Regions from separate parts of the Homo sapiens genome. Here region 1 is linked to region 2. A link is a loop called in an ENCODE intact Hi-C map of the cell type or tissue named here. Cell type or tissue: sigmoid colon. All regions are shown on one strand.

The links. Peaks named below come from ENCODE experiments on the same cell type or tissue, not always from the same donor. Only the 100,000 strongest peaks of a DNase experiment are listed, where the experiment ranks them.
Region 1: it touches region 2 in a loop (2.1-fold over the local background); 2 of 110 quality-filtered maps call a loop at or near these places.

The regions. Positions count from the first base shown.
Region 1 is chr5:156,390,924-156,398,923 of GRCh38, reverse strand. All of the region lies in intron 3 of SGCD (sarcoglycan delta), which reads right to left. Among named protein-coding and RNA genes, the nearest start is that of SGCD, 68 kb to the right of the region's middle. In sigmoid colon, no CTCF peak of the experiment used is centred here; no DNase peak of the experiment used is centred here; H3K27ac peaks cover 886 bases.
Region 2 is chr5:156,592,455-156,600,454 of GRCh38, reverse strand. SGCD (sarcoglycan delta) reads right to left here. Exons shown (of 9, transcript NM_000337.6): 6 at 5,404-5,523. Among named protein-coding and RNA genes, the nearest start is that of PPP1R2B, 250 kb to the left of the region's middle. In sigmoid colon, a CTCF peak has its summit at 4,895; a DNase peak (open chromatin) is centred at 4,774.

The DNA of each region.
Region 1 (8,000 bases), 200 kb after region 2:
GGATGACTGAGGAACTGGAGTTTAATATTAATTAAACAGCCACATGCATCTAGTGCCTACCATATTAGACAATATACCCAAAGAGGTATAGGATCCAAGCTAATGGGGGCTCTGCCACCCTCAATATATGATGTTCAAGGTTACCCTAGAAGTCCTCTGTCCAGTTAAGTTTGAAGAGAAAAAGAGCATGGGGAAGTACAGGTAAGGCAATTTTATGGGCCAGGCATGTAAGTGGTATGTATTATTTCCATTTATATTACATGAGTGAGAACTATGCACTTGGTCACATCTGAATGCAAGAGAGGCTGGGAAATGTAGTCTCTGGGTGTGTAACCACCTGCCAGCAACAACTCCACATTATGGCAGGAAGGCACCTATTATTTTGGTGAATAGCCAGCTTTACCATGCATAACTATAAAGAAAGAAGTTTGTTTTCTAGGATCCTTTATCATCTGCTCCCCTCCCAACAATCTTAGTAATAAAATACTAGAGCTGGGTAAAAACTAATAGATCATTTCATTCAATTGTCCATCAGATGTTCAGAACATTCCCCCAACAGGCCTTTCTGATTCTAAATAGATTCCTCAACAAACCTAGAGGGAGGCTCTTTCTGCCCACTCATTTCTTCATTCCGGGTTTTCCACTGCTTTTTCCCTTCAAGTAAAACTTAACTGCACTTTCTCTTAGAGCTTAGCTGGATGATAATATTACTCTGATTAACACTTGCATGTGAATAATACCCACAACTCTATCACTTCAGACTGTCAGGTCTCGCAGATGACACATCTGCATGTTAAACCAAAGGCCAATGCCTAAGCAGAAAGAATAACCAATGAGGGAACTTCAGGCAGCGCCTCAGGGGAGATGTATCCAGCCCATAGGGACAGCTTTCAAATTCCCTGGAACACTTGTATAAAGGGGTTAAAAAGGTTTGGATGCTGACCCAGAAGCAAAGGGCCCTATGTTAATAAATCCTGCCTCTTTATCAGCCTCAGGACAGATTCAAACCCGTTTTTCAATAGGCAAGAGAGATGGAGAACAACAGATCCTTTTGCCCAGAAACCCATCAAATTTGTGCCTGCTCTTGGTTGGGAGCTGTCAAAAATCATTTTACCCTGCTTCCTTGGAACTCGGCATTTAAAATTTCAGTCACTTGTTTAGCAATGACTTATGTACTGCTTTGAGGAGGGCTCCGCGTGGCTGGTTAACTTGTACATTTAAGACTTGTCTCTCCATAGACTCTAAGCTGCTCGGGGAGACAGGGATGCTTTTCCCACATGTTAATCTTCCAAGCAGTTAGCACTGTGTCTGGCATGCCACAGGTCACAGTGAACGTCCAACTGCCCAGTGTGGTCAACAGGGCCTGTAAAGCTCTTCTGGACAATTTGAGTTCTGGTCTCAGCTGTGTAACCTCAGGCAAATCACTTTCCTTCTCTGAACATTGGATTTGTCCTCTAGAACGGAGAGGAAAAAGTATAGCCAGAGCCTGTGGGTCAAATCCAATTTGGGGATTGTTGTTGTATAGCTTGTGAGCTAAGAATGGTTTTTACATTTTTAAAAGTTTATAAAAAGCAAAACAAAAAAGAATATGCAATTGAGATTATCTGTAGACCTTGAAGCATAAAACTTTTACTCTTTGATCCTTTATAGAAAAAGTTTGCAGACCGACTGCCCTAAAATAAAGAACATAAACTAGAAAAAAAAAGTTTTCTTTCAAACTTCATTCTCTCCCTCCTCCTTATTGGAATGAGCTCTCCAAAGGAGATCTTACACAAAGTCCAGATACTGAATATATAACCCAAATGCCAGCCTGCTCAGGTTAATGCAGGGATGAGAACCTGATCAATACTCTTTCCTCCAGGGCTCCTTTGTGACCCTTTAACCTCCTAGAAATAGACCTTAAAAGTCTCAGACCAAAATATCTGTAAAGCCCTTTTTATGCCCCAGTCGTCTTTGTTTCTGAGAGGCAGTAGGACCTAATGGCTAGTGCTTAGGCTTATGAGTCAGAGTACTGGGACTGAGCCCTAGCTTTATCTCTTACTACCTGTAGGTATGGGTGAATTACATCACCTCAATTATTCGAAATAGGAATCACAATAGTAGGTCCTTCTAAGTTCCAGTGAAGGTTCAGTGAAACAGTGCATGGTCAGCATTTAGCAGGCCTGCCATATACTAAGATGTCAGGCAGTGTAAGCTATCATTATTATTGTGAGAACACACTCTTTTTTCTGTCTCCCACACATGCCTGCCTCTTGAAACAGCTTCAACAATACTGTCCAGAGGTCAATAAGTCACACGTTGTAAACTACCCTACCATGCTCCACACCGCGGAACACTCAAAACATATTAACCAATCAATACTGTTGGCAGAAAGCTCAGCATCCCTCGGTTGAGAAGTCCAACAAGGGCATGAAATATTTTCTCTCCAAAACCCCGCTTACCTAAGCCCCAAACCCTCCTGATACCCTCCACCCTGCAACAATAAAAACACACAAAAACTACATATATAAATAAAATATTTTGCTGCTAATGAGAGGCAACCCAGCAGTTTTCTCATCACTCCACTGACAAGTTTATGTGCTCCACAATTGCAGTCGAAATATTTTTGCTATTTTCATGATTTTCTTGGCTTCCTTCCCAAGGAATTAATCATTTCTACAGCACTGGAGAGAAGCTGAGAAATCGCAGACATGACTGAATGACATGATAGTGCATTCTCTTTGCCCACGCCGAATCTCTCTCTGTGCATGAAATTAAATCGTTCCAGGGGAAAATGGATTGCAGTGGTGGGGAGAGTGTGGAAGCACAACTCCTCCGGGGCTTACTTCATAAAAAGGGTTCAGTTACCCAGGTAGCTTGACTTCAGTTCTTCTGAGTTTTCAAAATTCTAAGTGAAGAAACATGAACATATTCAAGGTCCTATGGATATGTCAAAATTAAACTCATAGTATCATTGTGTTGGCAGTAAATAGTTGCTCTGGTAGACCAACTACAGTCATAACTAAGTAGGATGACTCCTTGTGTCAAGTTTTGAATTAGCAAATTTGACCTAGAAGGAACTCTAGAGATTAACTTAGTTTATCTCCTCATTTTGCAACGAAGGAAGCTGTATCCCTGTAGGGCAGGGTCGTAAAGCCCACAGGCTACAGACAGATATATATGTGTCTGAAACCAGGCTCTACCCCTTCCTAACAAATCATGTAACCTCGCTAATGATCCTTTTCCTCTCTGCAAATGTTGGAGTACCTTCTTCACAGGATCATGAAGAGGATTAGATGTACAGTTTAGCACAGAGCTTGGTACATGTTGAAAGACTGAATATACAAATGGATGATGGCCAGACCGTATATAAAACAGAACTGAGTCCCACAAAATGCAGCAACCTTCCCAGAAAACCATTCCCCCATCTACAATAAACAACTCATGGAGCCAGCCAGCTAAAAGTCAGACTTGCAGGAAGCCAGACTACTGTCTCTACTGACAATCCAGGAAGCTAAACAATAACTCTAACAATCTGGCCTAAAATGGCCAGGACGTCATTAAATAACTGACAGCTTCCCTAATTTTGTCTCAGCTTCCAACTTAGGACCAACCAGAGAAAGCCAAATATACATCCTAACCAATCACATAGGATGCCCTAGTCCTAGTTAGCTGCATCCAGCTTCTCCATGGCACAGCCTGCAAGCAAGGCATTCCTAAAGTCTTCCCTTTTGTCCATTATAAAGCCCTCTGCCTGCCTTTGAGTCTCTGCCAAAATGAAAGTGATGGCTTGACTCTCTTACGACAGCAAGCTCAGAATAAATAGCCCTTGCTTCTCCCATTTGTTTAGCATTCACTCATTTCCACAATGCACACACACTTACCTTGCACATACCCTGCATAATCACACACATCCTGTCATTCAGTAAATTAAGGACAGATACAGCCAGTACTGTGATTTTTCAATACACGGATAAAGCCAATAGCAAAGGAAGTAACCAGTGCAATATGATTATGTAAGCCTGTTCTAGCCAATATGAATTCTCAAAAGACTATATGTTTACACAGTGTTTCCTCTTCTTCCAATAACTTACCCAACATGTTCCCTCTTTTGCTATCAACTTTTTGAATGAGTCAGAGACAGAATTGGCGCATCCATAAAAGCACAGCAGGCACAAAGCCAAGGGCCACAATATTTTTAGAGGAATGAAATTAAAACACAAACGTTTTAATTTCTTTTAAAATCGGAAGGAAAAAAGCAGACACTTACGTCAAAGAAAATACTTTATATCACATTAACATATTAGTTTTTATACCAACACAATTGCAAAATATAATTCTTACACATATTTTTGTGGAGGAAGGAGCCCCCAAAAGTGAAAATGTCTAGGAACTTAAGTAGCTAAATTATGGCCCTGATCATAGATGTAATAATTGTCCTTTTTGTGGATAAGTAATGGTCACTATCAACTGTTTAGTACAGGTTACCTCTTACAATCTCTCGTATTGTCTCTTCTCCATCATGTTAATTCCCAAATTGGTTTTCCAGCTATTTTCTGATATATTAATCCTTTTAATTTACCCCTTCTTCAGTTATTGGAGCTATTATGTTCAAAGTACTGAAGAGATCATTACTCAATGTGTAAAAAATAGTTTATAAACTCCATTGGTATTACACAACTGCTTATCACAATCTGATCTTAATTTATAAACTTACGTCATCCACTACTGCCACTTCCCACCACCCCCCAAACAAAGCTTCCCATCCTTGATCCAGACATGACTAAATCATAACTTGCCAAGGTTATCCTCCACCTACTGTGTGCCAATACATTCTGCTCAGTTCCTACTCCACATATTGTATTCTCATGAATTCCTCCCAAGTGTCCAATATGAGACTTACTTGTCTGACTCCCAAAGCACCATTAAATCACAATTGATGTAATTAGTTAGATGCATCTTTGTCTTTTACTGCTTAGAATGTGGCCTTTTTCAGGGAAAGAATCAGGTCTTACCCATCTCTTGTGAGTGTCAACGACCAACATTTGTTAAGTGGCATACCCACAGTACAAAACTCACCAGCAGCAAAGTGGGTACTGGAATCTGAGTCACCTGGCTCCTGGTTCTGGCTCCTCTCAGCTCATTCCACAACATCTGAATAGCCAGTTAAATCTCAGAAGCAGATGGATGCTCTAGATGTCAAACATTGCAGTAAGACAGCACTTTGTTAGTAACTATGTACCAATGGCTCTGGGAGATGGATGATCTTAATTTGTAGTGCTTGCCAATTTCTGTGGTGTAAATACTCTCACTATGGCCAATTTCAACCTATTAACATGACTTCACTCTACATGGAGCAGAGAAGAGATGCACAGGAGCACGCTATCATGTGGTGCGTCCACCGCTACACAGATACAATAAACTAAATCACAGCAAGAGCATCAACAGCCATAAATGTAGGAAGAAATGAGTTTTGAGTATTTATTATCTTTTAATTTATTTAACTGTATGTTTATAAATGATTTAATTTTAATAATAGCTGTTTAACAACTGACTTATTGGTAAAATTCTTGAACATTTAACAATTGGCTCTCATGAGCCAGTGTGAGCTGGCTTCACTGTACCACAAACAGCGTGAAGCTTGTATGAATGTAGTCTATAGGATTCTTGTGAAAATAAATACCCCTAACATTTGAGGTCTTAGATCACCACATAGTAAAGGAACTGCTTAATTACATTTCATTTATTCAAGCATGTCCGTCCTGTCCCTGTCTCTTGGTTTCCCTACTGATAGAGAAGCGAAATGCTGAGAAGAGAAGGGCGTGGTCCCTTTAAATGATATGGAAGCGGGGCAGGGAAGTGCTGGGTAGAGGAGGGCATGATCCCTGGCTAGGGCTCCAACCCTGGGCCTGTGCCCACAGACCTAGGTGAGGATAGGCATTTTTGTTTTTCTGCCCAAATGTTGAATTTCCCCGCCACGCCCCCATCCTGTGCCTATAAAAACCCGAGACCCAAGCAAGCAGGCAGACACACAGGTGGCTGGATGTTGGGAGGAGCACATGGGTGGCTGGATGTCGAGAGGAATGCACTGACAGGCACCAGCATGCTGGCAGGCCACCGACCAGCAGAATGACCCAAAGTTTGGCTGGGGCAGTCAGAGGAGAGCACAGGCCACCAAGGGGCCCGACTCCAAGGGAAAACTATCTGCCTTCTGGCTACCCTACCTGCTGAGAGCTACTCCCACTGAATAAAACCTTGAACTCATTCTCCAAGCCGACACATGATCCAATTCTTCCGGGACACCAAGGCAAGAACCCTGGGATACAGAAAGCCTCTGTCCTTGCAATAAGTCAGAGGTCTAATTGAGCTAACACAAGCTGCCTATGATGGTTAAACTAAAAGAGCACCCTGTAACACATGCCCCCCGGGCCTTCAGCTGTAAACATTCACCCCTAGACACTGCCATGGAGTCAGAGCCCTACAACCTGCCTATCTGTATGCTCCCCTTAGAAGTTTGAATAGTGCACACTGAAGAAGCAAGCCACACCCTCATGGAACGTCCTAAGAGGGGGCAAGGGAACTTTCCCCATTTCACTACTACACAGTTTCCTTTTGCCACATGTATTCAGTGTCTTCTTGTCCCACCAGACTGTAGGCTCTAAGAGGTTGAAGACCCCGTCCATTCTTCACCACTTTATTTCTGATGTCTGGACCTCAAAAAATGCTTGTTGAATGTATGGATGGGGTAGATATGAGTGTCTTGTTGCTATCTATCACTGTTATACTGAGATGATAATGTAATGCTGCAAGATAGCAAATGTCTTAGAGTCTGAAACAGGAGCCATACAAAGGTAAGTATTTTATCAGTGTGACCTAGTATTTCTTGCATTTGAGAAACTCCTAATACATTCAATATACGTAGTGCTAAAAGAACTAAAGTTGCTAACAGGGACATGTTGCAACACCTTTTCAAATGGTTTATACAAAGCTCTAGACATTAACTATGAATTAAAACGTGGCACAACAACTTCTCATGAAATCACAGCAACATTTCCCAAGGCATTAGTTTATTCTCGTCCAAAATTTAAGAACATTTCAACAAAAAAGAAAATATTAGACTTGGATGATATTTTTTGCCCTGCAAAATTTCAAAATATGATAGTACTAGCAAACACATACATGTATATAGAGAGTCATCCCTTAGTATCTGCAGCAGATTGGTTTCAGGACCCCCTGCAGATACCAAAATCCACAGATGCTCAAGTGTCTTATAAAATGGTGTAGTCCTTGTATATAATATACACACATTTTCTTATACACTTTAAATCATATCTAGATTATTTTTAATGCCTAATACAATGCAAATGCTTTGTAAACAGTTATTACACTGTATTGTTTAGGGAATAATGACAAGTAAAAAGTCTGTATGTGTTCAGTACAGATGCAACTATCCTTTTTCTTTTCTTTTTTGTTTTAAATACTTTCTATCTGTGGTTGATTGAATACACAGACGGGAAACCCACAGATACAGAGGGCTGACTGTATATACAGCCATGCGTCATTTCACAATAGGCACGTGTTCTGAGGAATGCATCATTAGGCAATTTCATCGTTGTGCTAACATAGCGTGTACTTACACAAACCTAGATAGTAGAGCGTGCTACACACCCAGGCTGTATGATATAGCTTATTGCTCATAGGCTATAAATGTGTATAGCACGTTACTGTACTTAATACAGTAGGCAACTGTGATGCAATGGGAAGTTTTTGTGTATCTAAACAGAAAACATACAGTAAAAATATGGTACAAAAGATTTAAAATACAAAGTTTCACCTGTATAGGGCACTTTCTTGAATGGAGCTTGCGGGACTGGAAGTTTCTCTCCCTGGGTAAGTCAGCGAGTGAGTGGTGAGTGAATGTGAGAGCCTAGGATATTGCTGAACACTACTGTAGACTTTATAAAAACGGTACACTTAGGCTACACTAAATTTATTTTAAAATTTTATCCTCAATAATATAT
Region 2 (8,000 bases):
TTTGCTAAGTAAAATAACCAGACATACAAAGAAAAATACCACAGGATCTCATTCATATGTGGAATTTTAAAAAAGTTGATTTCATATTAAATAGAAGTTGAGAATAGAAAGGTGGTTACCATAAATTGGGAGGGGATGGAGGAGAGAAGGTTGGGGAGTTTGGTTAATGGATAAAAGTTGCATTTAGATAGGAGAAATAAGTTCTGGTGTTCTATTGTGCAGGAGGGTGACTACAGTTAACAGTAAGTTACTGTATGTTATAAAATAGCTACAAGACTGGTTTTTGAATGTTGTCATCAAAAAGAAATGATAAACGCACAAGGTGTTGAATATGCTAACTACCTTAGTTTCATCATTATATGATGGAGATGTATCAAAAAATCAAATTGTATGTTTGCCTGTAATGTGTCAATTGAAAAAAAAATCCATCACCAACACCAGTTAGCATGTACTGAATGCTTACTGTGTTCCACACACTGTACTATTAACTCTACACACACTGTGTAGTTCAGTACTCCCAACAGCACAGAGCACCCAACATTATTACCCTATGTCACAGAGTTATAAGAGGATCCCTAGAACGATGAAGCAACATACCCAAAGCACTAGCTTACAACAGAAACCAGGATATATAGTTAGCTACAAAACCTGTGTTTTTAATTACTCAACTGCATGGCTCTTGGTTGCTCTGCTTTCCCCAGGAAAGTCATGCATGTATGAGAGCTCAGTGACTACAGCCTACCTACATTTATTCCTCCTATATCTTTTCCAGAATAAAAGTTTCCAAATAATTGAGCTTCTAGTCTTTTTACCATACTATTCAAGATCCCTTGAATGTGCTCAAGGTTGTCATTGTCCTAAAAACTGAATAGGTGGGTGTGGTTATCCAGAGAAAAATTTTTAAAATTGTTCTGAATCCACAAGTAAAGCTACTACATGTAAGAGACATTATGTTTTTAGGTCTCTACTGCTTATTTCTACTCAACTTGCTATCAACTTAAATAATTGACTTTTTACATAGCATTTACTTATATTTCTTATTATAGTCATTCATTCTTCCTTCCATTTTTTTTTCTTTTTCTATACAAATGGAAACTAAAGCTTAGAGAGAAAACATACTTGAATACGGTCACTCAGGTCCTAAGTGGTCCTGATAAGGATAAAACCCAGCTATGTTAGATGCTACCATGAAATGTGCAACCAGATTCAAACCTCCCAAGAGTTTATACAGTCTGACGACTCAAAAAGACAAACTTCTCATTATGCTGAAAATGAAACTGCCTAGACTTGTCATTCCACACCATATGGCTGAATCCCAGCTGATAAGAAGCTCATTTCTGCAACCCACTGGGCTCATTTCACTGAGTAGGTTGATGCAAGATTTGTGGGGTGGTCATTTCCAAGTCTTTTTAGCATTGACAGCAGCAGTGATATTTATTTTGATGCTTCCTTTCTACATTTCACATAAAAAAGCAAATGTTCCTAATGATGAAGAGAGACAGATTTTATCCTACATTATGCTCTAAATGAAATATCACAAACATAGCTGCAAACAACAACGAAAATACCCACCTGCTTTGAAGTGACCAAAACCTATAATCATTTCCCAGTCTTCAGTCTAAGTGAATGTGGGGGTGGGGTAGGGTAGAGGTTAAGTTCTGAAGTGATACCATCACAGAGTTTTGGATGTTAAGATTAAGCCAAAGTGTCTGGACGTTTAAAATTATCCTATGCCATTGCAAAGTCAGATTTTAAAGTGGTGAAGTGACTCATGATGCACCAAGGAATTAACAGGAAGTGCCAAATTCACTTGCATAGAATGATCTGGGTGTGAGATAACACCACTTTTTCCCCTAGGCATTTTTGTTTTACAGCTGGTACAGCAAAGTTTTTTGTTTTTGTTTTTGTTTTTTGAGACAGAGTCTCACTATATTGCCCAGGCTGGAGTACAGTGGCACGATCTTGGCTCTCTGCAACCTCCACCACCTGGGTTCAAGCAATTCTCCTGCCTCAGCCTCCCCAGTAGCTGGGATTACAGCTGTGTGCCACCACACCTGGATAATTTTTATATTTTTAGTAGAGACGGGGTTTCACCATGTTGGTCAGGCTGGTCTTGAAATCCTGACCTCATGATCCACCTGCACTGGGCTCCCAAAGTGCTGGGATTACAGATGTGAGCCACTGCGCCTGGCCCAAAGTGCTCTTAAACATGAGGATAGCTCGAAGTCTCTGGGTTTCCCTCCACACCAGCCAAGAATTAAAATAGAAAATGCCATTTCTACAAAAAGAGGAAAGCATAAATTGTGAAAATAGGAAAAGTCTTAGGAACATATTTACATGTAGTGAAGTGCACCGAGGCTGGAGTCTATAGGCAGGGATTTGAACATGGGCCCTTCCACTTACTGGCACTTGATCTTGGGCAATGTTCCCCTTCTGAAAATGAGACCAGATAGAGGCCACAGCAAGTATAGGGCTTTAAGGTAAAGCCCTCTATGTCCAACATGCCAGGTTGTGAATTCTAGCTGTCAGCCATGCTTTGGTTCACCTTTCCCTATGGCTCAGCTCAATTGTGTCAACTGTAAAACAGGGGTGATAAAAATGGTGTCTACCCCACAAGGTGTTTCTGAGGTGTAAATATAATACTGCATATCAAGCATAGTACCTAAATCATAGCAAGTAATCAATAGACCTTTTATAAAAAGAGTATCCACATAAGGGGTTTTAAAAAATAAGTTATAAGCAGTCCCCAGAGGACACAGAGGGGGAAAAGAATCAAACTATACTAAGACTCCAATGTCTCAAGTCTCCCCTTTCAAATCCTCACCGACATGGTTTGGCTGTGTCTCCGCTCAAATCTGATCTTGAATTGTAGCAACCATAGTCCCATGAACCCAGTTGGAGATAATTGAATCATAGGGGTGGGTTTTTTCCTAGGCTGTTCTTATGATCGTGAATAAGTCTCATGAGATCTGATGGTTGCATAAAGGGCAGTTTTCCTGCATGTGCTCTCTTGCCTGCCTCCATGTAAAATGTGTCTTTGTTCTTCCTTTGCTTTCTGTCATGATTGTGAGGCCTCTCCAGCCATTTGGAACTGTCAGTCCATTAAACCTCTTTTTCTTTATAAATTACCCAGTCTAGGGTATGTCTTTATTAGCAGGGTGAGAACAGACTAATATACTCGCCTACAACCCAGAGAAATCTTGGTCTTTCATCTATTTTATTTATTGGGACTATGTATGAAATTTTATTTTTAAAAGCTTTGGTCACTGGAAAACATTGTATAAAAATATCTTCTCTAGGTAACTCTAATTTTACAGATATAAAAAAGCAAGGCCCTGAAAGAAAAAGGGAGTTGTTTCAGATCATGCCACACATAAACCACTGACCAGGGATTAGACTGCACCTGGCTTTATCATCTCTGCACCCTGCATTTTTGCCTCCATTAAGCCCCATAAGGATGGTCACTTCCATCTTTTGACTATGCTGAGCTCATGATGGCCAGGATGAGACTGGGACAGGACAGTATAATGGGGACAGTAAGAGTGTTAAGGAAGTCAGGGGCAAATACAAGTGGGAGAGTCGGGGGTGAGGTGATGGAATATATATGCACACATGTACATATGCGTGCATTTGACCATGATAGGCATTCAAGATCCACTGAATTTGAGAGGCTGGCAGAATATCCAGATAAAGAAGATCCAGAATTCAAGGAAGATACCAGACTGGAGATGAAGCTCTAAGAGTCATCCAGAAAGGAAATTAGACATGTATGTGTACTGAGAGAGGAAGAGAGAAATAGACCAGACAAGCTGACTGTGGGAGGAGGTAAAGACCAAGAAAAAATACAGGAGTAATGGAAGATAAAGAAGATGCAAAGTGCAAATAATAATGCAGAGATAAATATAATTTCAGGTAAACGTACCTTATAATAATACTAATAATTTAAGATGATAACACCTAGCACTTATTGGACACTTAGTATTTTAGCCAACTCAGTACTTTACATAGATGATTTCATTCAATCTTTTTAGCAGTCTCAGAAGATAGATACTTCTATTATACCAATTTTATAAACAGGTAAGCAAGCAGGCACAGAGAGATTAGATACTTTGCTTAAGGTTACACAGCTAGCAAAGGATAGAAATTGGGTTAAAAACAGGCTAATTCTAGAGCCTGAGATTTTAATCACTATGCTACAGTGAATCTCAGGGAGCTAAAGAAGGAAAAGTAGAATTAGCATTAATAGTAATAGTAGTATAAGTAGTAACAGCAGCAGCAGCACCTACTGTTGACTGAGCACTATTTTGTGCTAGGGGCTCTGATAAGTGGATGTAACAGAGTCTCATTTAACCTTAGGGACAACTCAAGATGGGAGATGTTCTTAGCCTTATTGAGCAGAAAAGGAAACTGGCTCAGTGATGCCAGCAACTTGCCCAAAGTCACAAAACTAGTGGGTGACAGCAGGAATTAAAAACCCGGTCAGCTGGAGTTCTAGGATCCTTAAATCACCATGCTAGATCATTTCAGCATACAGCCATAAAAGATTCATTTGCTATGTGCTCAAATTCAATAATTCCAACAGTGGGATCATAGAAATTTCTGCAAATATTTTTAATAACGAATTCTCAGTGTTTTCACCATAGCTTCTAATTCAGTAAATCAGAGTTGGAACTATGAACCTAAACCCTTCCAAAGTTTCCTAGATGATTCTTCAGTTGCAACCAGGTTTAGGAATCACTGCATCATGTATGCAAGTCTGGAATGCGTCAAGCACGCCTGCCAGTCTGTGAGTACAGGATGTTCTAAATGAGACTTCTTTGGATGAGCACTCATTTTCACACAAAGCTCAGTGTTGAAAGATGTGCCAAAAAGACTTGACAGCTTGAGAAATTTCCACTAGGGGACCAGACTCAGGGAGGTTCAACTGCCTTGCTTTAAAAGAATCCAGGAAACTGGCCTAAATCACTCTTCTAGACACCATTTGTCTTAGTCAGTTCAGGCTGCTGTAACAAAGTACCATAGCCTGGGTGGCTTATAAACAACAGAAATTGATTTCTCACAGTTCTGGAGGCTTAAAGTCTGAGATCAGATACGAGCCTGGTCAGGTTCTGGTGAGGCTCCTATTCCAGGTTGCAGACTGCTGACTTCTTGTACCCTCTCATGTCAGAGAGGGATCTCTGGTCTTCTCATCCCCTTGGAAGGACACTAATCCCATTCATGAGGGCTCAACCCTCATGACTTAATTACCCCTCAAGGCTCCACCTCCTAATACCATTATCTTGGGAGTTAGGATTTCGATATATGAATTTTGGGAGGACATATCCTGTTCATAACACCATTTTGCTTCTCCTCTAAAATGTACACAGTAGCATCAAACAAGTTAAATGATTCAAGTTTCCTTACCTAAAACTCGTAATCTTTCAGCTCCTACTACCACTTCATTATTGTCTGCAGAGAAGAGCAATTTTCCAGAAACAGTTTTTACCTCAAATTTTTTACCATAAGCTTCTACGGCTTTTGGACCTGAGAGATATAGAGAGATAGAGAGATAGAGAGGAGAGAGGAGAGAGAGAGAGAGAAAACACCATTAGTCTCATCGCTTTGACTACAAAAAGCTTTTCATAGAACACACATATCTAACAAGATTGTATGAGACTTCAATGTTCAGTGGACTGGTTTTCAAAAGCTGACCATGAAAATCAGTCTCATGACTTTAGCCAGGTCTTGTCAATTACTTTTAGTAATATATTCTTGGGCTATAATTTTGAAGACCAGCAAGCCCTTCCTCCAAACTAATCCTTGACTGTGATTTCCCTCAGCTAACCACCAAATTGCTGTCAAATAGTTGTGGATTTTTGCTTGCATTTCTCAAGGCACCAGAGGCTCAACACTTCTCGAGACAATCACATATCTTTGGCCCTCCCTAATTATCAGAAAGAGCTTTTTAAAATTCAGCTGAAATGTGTTTAACTTTGTACCCTTAACCCACTGGCTGCATTTGACACCAAGAGAAATTTATTTCCTTAGTATACAGATCATTTCATAGCAGAAATGGTTACTGTAATTAATTGCCTTAGAAGTTGTTCAATCTTTTATATTAGGATTTTGTTCAGTGAAAACTAAATTTAGATAGTTTATCAGATGACAACAGATGCTGTTCTTGAATGTGGAGCTGTAATACTGCACAAGGAAATCAAGCCCGATTCCATAGCATCTATATTCTGATGGAGACACACCAATATACATTTAAAATTTTATTATTAAACCAGAAAACTGCAGAAAGATTTAGGTACCATGGAAAAAGTAAACCAGGTTGATGAGCTAGAATTTCTAAAAGAAGAAAGCATTCCAATCTATCTGAGCTGGATCTACTGGATCTACCTGAATACCTAAATTTCATGGGGTTCTCAAAAGCTGGTCTACAGAAACACACAGGAATAATCCAGGAGTATAATCATTCTCACTGAACCTAGCTCAGATCAAAAGAAATTCATCTTTTCAACTAGAAGTTCCTACAGAAAAAAATTTGAGGGTAGAGTCTAGAAATCTTATACTTTTTCCAAAATTGTTCAGAAGATTCTGACATGGAATTGTTTTCTTTCTGGTATTTTTCAAAAGAGTGTCACTTAATAATAAATAGCAATGAGAGAGTCCCCAGTGCCTTCCAGCCAAAGACCACTAGGAACACACCTGTTGTTGAACAAATTGGGTTTATTACTCATTGCAGTGAGGGACAACACACACCATAAGGAAAACCATAGGGCATCTCAGAAAGAAGTCATGAGAAAGGACTTATCAGAGAATGTGACCTTATATTAGCTTATTTTGGGGAACGTTTAAGGAAATAAGGCTCTACCCTGGATTAAATACTATCAGAAAATGGGAGTAAATCTTATCTAGAACAAAGACAGACCAGGGAAATGCAAAAAATGTGGTGAATAAAGAAACAGAGTCACTCTTATTAGCCAGGATAGGGGGATGTTTGGTCTTTTTTGTGGTCTGGACAATGTTGATAGTTTTGCTATGTACACACATGACCAGAGTTGTGTTTGTGTGTTTGTGTTGTTTTGTCTTGATCCATCATGGCCACTGAACAGCCTTGTCTGGTGCGCGTGTTCTGAAAAATTACATTGAAGCAGGAGAATGCTAAGGCTGGGCTGATAGTGCCAACCAGCCACTGGGCATCTGGGGTGGCTTTTCTCTTTGTCAAGACTGTCGGACTAGGAATCAGAAGACATGAATTATTTCCCAACTCATTCTTATTCTGTGATAACATGATTTGGGGCAAATCATTTGATCTTTCTGAACCTCAGTTTCTGCATCTATAACATTGGACTATCACTGCCTACTGTATCTATCTATGTTATAGAAAGTTTGAAAGAATCAAATGACATTGTGTTTATAAAAAGAAATCTATGGGTGGTAAAGTGCTGTGAGTGTAGGAAACCACTCCTGTGGACATCACCACTCTTGTGGATGTCGCCATTCTACTGCAATGGGACAACACGTGGAAAAGAATGCATGATGAGTACTTATTAGTGCACTCTCCTTACTCACATAATCACATCTATTAAGCAGACCTCATCCCTTGCCAGTGTGTCCACACCAGCCCTCCAACACAAAGAAGGACATTGGAAAGGCTCCCTAATGAGTAGGAGATTGAAACAGCAGAGATAGGACAGCACTTCCAAGCATGATGGAACCCGGAAGTCATCTTATCTGACCACTTTGATGCTGCAGATGAGGAGAACAAATGGGGGCAAGGCGGAGGGCTCTCGCAAGGTTAGAGACAATGGCAGGTCTCAGTCTGGAATGGAGCTCTGAGAATTATTCCACAGAAGGAAAGGGGCATTTATTTGTCTAGGAAGGAGAAGGGAGCTGGGGCCAGCACATCTGGAAGAGCCAGGAAATAAGATCTGTGAGGAGAAGGAGAAATAGAAAACTGGAGACAAGGGCCAGAAGGAAATCTTGAAAGAGCTGAGATGTCCAATGAGGGATTT